2 separate regions of the Homo sapiens genome follow, and region 2 is linked to region 1. The links are chromatin loops, found by intact Hi-C in ENCODE. Cell type or tissue: dorsolateral prefrontal cortex. All regions are shown on one strand.

What was found. Hi-C counts contacts between places; a loop is a spot of excess contacts. Peaks named below come from ENCODE experiments on the same cell type or tissue, not always from the same donor. Only the 100,000 strongest peaks of a DNase experiment are listed, where the experiment ranks them.
Region 2: it touches region 1 in a loop (12-fold over the local background); 6 of 110 quality-filtered maps call a loop at or near these places.

What each region holds. Positions count from the first base shown.
Region 1 is chr5:88,189,137-88,191,636 of GRCh38, reverse strand. It overlaps a transcript of TMEM161B not described here. Among named protein-coding and RNA genes, the nearest start is that of TMEM161B, 78 kb to the left of the region's middle. RefSeq lists an enhancer at 1,337-2,500. In dorsolateral prefrontal cortex, a CTCF peak has its summit at 943 (motif pointing right); DNase peaks (open chromatin) are centred at 1,026 and 1,386; H3K4me3 peaks cover 1,118 bases; H3K27ac peaks cover 511 bases.
Region 2 is chr5:87,780,265-87,782,764 of GRCh38, reverse strand. No RefSeq gene overlaps it. Among named protein-coding and RNA genes, the nearest start is that of LINC02144, 48 kb to the right of the region's middle. In dorsolateral prefrontal cortex, CTCF peaks have their summits at 1,237 and 1,448 (motif pointing left); a DNase peak (open chromatin) is centred at 1,424; H3K4me3 peaks cover 1,680 bases; H3K27ac peaks cover 2,500 bases.

The sequences.
Region 1 (2,500 bases):
TTATGAGAAAAACATACAGCTATGTTTGATTTTAGGAATGGTTACAGATCATGTTGGAGGGCATTCATTTATTGTTATTTGAAAATGACTTCACAAAGAGTGTTTTCTCTGGAATAATTTGGTTTGTACCCATTTGGTTATTTTTCAGTAAATACATGTTGAGTGCCTGTAATGTGCCATAGGCTGTTCCACACACCCTAGCTACAGCAATGAACAAAACAGCAAAATCTCTTCCCTCCAAGAGCTTAGCATCTAGTGGAGAGAATGCAGACAATAAATTAAGATGAAGAGTCTAATATAGGATATCTGGATGTGTATTGTTGTTGAGCTGGTGTCCCTGTTGGGGGAAGGAGGGTCTAGGACTTCCTCTTCTGCTATCTTGCTGACATCATTTTCCGTTTGGAATTACATCTTTAATATGTTAAAAGAAAATAGCTACTAATGTAGGATTCCATGGCTTTTAATAGAAAGACTTTAAAAAGAAAAACTAAGGAGATTTGTGGTCAGGATGAAGGGCAATAATCATAGATGAAGACATGGAAATGGACAAGGAAGACATTATAAATATTTAAGCAAATGGACAAAAAACAATTATTGAATGCCTGTGTTATTTTAAAATTCAGCATATTTAAAGTTCACAATAACAATGGAAAAGGAAAGGATAAATGAGGTTAAAACAATATGTTTTTAGCAGTATCATGAAAGTGTGAATGTAATTTGTATTGTAATAAAAGAATAATGTACACTGTAATCTCTAAGATAATCCATAAAAGAATCTATAACAAGTAAATAAAAGAAGGAAATGGAATAATATTAATTTAAAAGATGAAAACAAACCAGATGGGACTGAAATCAAAAGTAGTGGAAATGAATGCAACTATATCAGAAATTAGATTAAACATAAACAGAAAAGACATAGAATATCAACAAGAAATCTTGCAGTTAGAAGCAGTATGGAAACTCCACAAGGTGGCAGTTATGCATTGCAAAGGACACCAGCGAGCTTCCACCTTGGTGGGTTTGGGGAATTCCCGCACTGACTCAGAGTCTCCAAAAGCAGCATCTGCCCCTTTGCGGGCATCAGTCACAGCCCCTCTGCTCCCTCAAGCACCTGATCTTGTACCTACTTATTCTAAAGAAGAAAAGGACTTTCTCCAGGTAGAGGGAGGACAAGTGATGGAGGAAGGATGCATTCGGTTACTAGATGGGAGAGTAGCTGTGCCACAGCTGCTAGGAGCTGCAATTGTACTGGCTGTGCATGAAACCACCCATCTAGGTCAGGAGTCACTTGGAAAGTTGTTAGGCCAGTATTTCTACATCTCGCATTTGTCAGCCTTTGCCAAAACTGACACAGCGGTGTGTTACCTGCCGACAGCATAATGCAAGGCAAGGTCCAGCCGTTCCACCCGGCATGCAAGCTTATGGAGCAGCCCCCTTTGAAGATCTCCAGCTAGACTTCACAGAGATGCCAAAGTGTGGAGGTAACAAGTATTTACTAGTTCTTGTGTGTACCTTCTCTGGGTGGGTGGAGGCTTATCCAACACGAACTGAGAAAGCTTGTGAAATAACCCATGTGCTTCTTTGAGATCTTATTCCTAGATTTGGACTGCCCTTACGGATCGGCTCAGATAATGGGCTGGCGTTTGTGGCTGACTTGGTACAGAAGACGGCAAAGGTACTGGGGATCACATGGAAACTGCATGCTGCCTACTGGCCTCAGAGTTCCGGAAAGGTGGAGCGGATGAATCAGACTATCAAAAATAGTTTAGGGAAAGTATGTCAGGAAAAAGGATTAAAATGGATACAGGCTCTCCCTATGGTATTATTTAAAATTAGATGTACCCCTTCTAAAAGAGCAGGATATTCCCCTTATAAAATACTATATCATAGGCCCCCTCCCATATTGTGGGGACTTCCAGGCACTCCCCAAGAGTTAGGTGAAATTGAGTTACAGCGACAGCTACAGGCTTTAGGAAAAATTACACAATCTCAGCCTGGGTAAATGAGAGATGCCCTGTTAGCTTATTCTCCCCAGTTCACCCTTTCTCCCCAGGTGATTGAGTGTGGATCAAGGACTGGAACGTAGCCTCTTTGTGCCCACAGTGGAAAGGACCCCAGATTGTCGTCCTGACCACTCCCACCGCTGTGAAGGTAGAGGGAATCCCAGCCTGGATCCACCACAGCCATGTAAAACCTGCAGCACCTGAAACCTAGAAGGCAAGACCAAGCCTGGACAACCCTTGCAGAGTGACCCTGAAGAAGACAAGCCCTGCTCCAGTCACACCCGGAAGCTGACTGGTCCACGCATAGCCGAAGCATGAGGAAGTTCACTGTGGAACTCATTTTTTTAAATTTTGGACTTGTACAGTAAGGACTTCAACTGACCTTCTTCAGACTGAGGTAGGGTTAAAAAAAAAAAGTTAAAATAGTCTTTTTGTTTAAAAAGGACTTGTGTGTATAATGCCACCCAGTACAAGGTATGCAGCCCAGGAAGTGACCA
Region 2 (2,500 bases), 410 kb after region 1:
ATCCAAATGACTCATTTCATCTATTAATATGACAAATTAACATGTTCTTATAAACCAGAACTACACAGGGTAAAAACAAAAATGTAACACTATGAAGCAAGTTTTGCCAAGTTGCCCATTTGTTCTCCAATATTTGCATTTTAAAGAGGTATAACTACATTATTGAATTCTTATTTTGACAAATATTTTAGTTGAATGCCCTCATAAAATCTCCGGTTTTCATAAATTCATGGATATTAGGGCTAAAAGTGTACATTAAAAATGATACATCTTGCTCTGAGACACTATACAGGAAAAAAATAACTTTTCAGAGGTGGATAAAAACTGAAAAAAAATGCTTTTAAAAATCTTTCAGTTTTTGAACTGGTATGATATTATACCAAAACTGTAAAACCCATTATACGTATAAACATAACTATATCAGTAGCATATGAAGTAAATTATGCACTTCAGTTCGCCAATGTGTAATATCATTTTTGATCATATGTAAATTTGCTATAAGAGGTTTTAAAAGGAATCTTTAAAAATATACCCCAAACTACAACAGATTTGTCATTCATGCACTGCTGAGCATAGAGGCCTAATTTTACCTTTTTGCTATTATTTTAAATTAAGGCACTTATCTGAAAGATCAAAACAGCTTTTACATTGGACACTTTGTGAAGGGAGATAGTGATAATATCTGGAGGAATATGGTAATTAGTCCTGTTGTGGAGGCACAGAGAGATGCCTCATGCATGTATTGGGAATCTGCAAAGACCAAATATAAAAGTATATCTCAAAGTTGGGAGGGTAGATTAGAAGGTGCCTAGTGATCTGGCAGAAACATTAAATAAAGCAAAAAACATTGCATTTATAAAGCAAGAACAAAGACATTTCCTTTTGCTTTGCTGGTAAAGAATATTAAAAGAGGACAACCTCCTTTTTGACAGCAGTTTTAAATCCAGCTTTTCATATTACAGTCCTTAATGAGGGACCCCACAATATCAGATGAAGAAAAACAAAGAGAATTTTTGATGAAAAAAAAATCAGGAAAAAGAGAGGGGATGACTGAGAATATGCAAACTTTGTCTGCAGTTGTTTGAGCACAGGCATAATGCTGAAGGGACTTTTTCCCTATAACTACCTATTAAGGAAGGCTGCATAACAAATAGCAGACTATCCCCTAAAGAGCTGAAAGGTAAAGTTCTCAGGAAGCCCCAGTAAATACTGAAATGATTTTTACTATTCCAAATTTAATTCGACATTTTCTTAGTGTGTGTATGGGGAGGGCGGAATACCCCCTTTGTGTCCTAAAAAGTGTCATGCAACACAGAAAGATCTCTCTGAAAGAAAACGCGTCTTACTTGACTAAACACTGAGCTCTCAGCGTGAAGAGAATAAACGCCTCAATGTTACACGCGGCCGTGTGGCAGAGCAGGTCCAATGCAGTGCTCTCACGCCATCTAGCGGCTTTGTGAGAAGTCTCTCTTCTGTGATCTCAGTGAGCCACTCCTGTTTGTATTTAAGTAGTGCCTATAATGCAAATGGAAGTGCAAATAGAAGAGAGAAATTGCCATAATTATTCAGAGAATTTGGACACAAAGTAGTTATTTTGCTTGAAAAATATAATTTTTCAGGATGAAATATTCCAGCAGTTTAAATACCCTGGCTTAAAATTTTTGGTGCCATTTTGGTTTAAGCGGAAGTGGTTTCAGAACTAGGGCCCTTCCTTTCACTTTTGTCTAATTATCTGCTACATCTCTTTCCTTTCTTCTTCTCTACTTTCCTTTATTTTCACATCATACTTTTCTTTAAAATTTCTGTTTTGATTTCAAATTTCTCAACGGCTTGAAGCTTTTTTTTTTTTTTTGCTTGTATTCATCAGGCTTTTATTTTAATAAAATGCCCCCTTTGGCATTCTAATTTGAGACAATAATAGGTAATAAAATCAAAGAACCAACTTTCTGCTTCTTGGAAACACCCAAAATAGTGCTATCCTCAGATACTCTTCCCCTACCAACCCTCAGATGTGCTGCCCTGCAAGCAGCACTTGGAATGTCAAATTGCAAAGATACTGTTTACAAGCTATTTTAGCCACTCTCAGAAATACAAGTTTCCACTGTCATCTTTGCAAAATGGCATTATACACACTATTTATATGAATAGAAAGTGTGCTTGAACTTTGCTTAATGAATCAATCTTCAACTAGTGTAAAGTCTACTTAACCAAAATGACGTTTCATTCTTTTCCTATTTGAGAGTTATTTCATAGGCCTAGGCATTCTCCCTTTTGATACCATTGAGTCACACATTTTAATATTACATTTATTATATCTACAGATGGAAACTCTTATACTCTGAAAATATAGTTTCCTTTTTGGATAATGTGAAAAATTAAATTTACGGTGTTTTCATTGAGATACCTTTTAATGATACAAAGAAGCTAATTTCTATATTTGTATAACAAACATCTGCATAGTATTAGTCATGAACCAGGATTAAAGTTTCTAAATCACCAA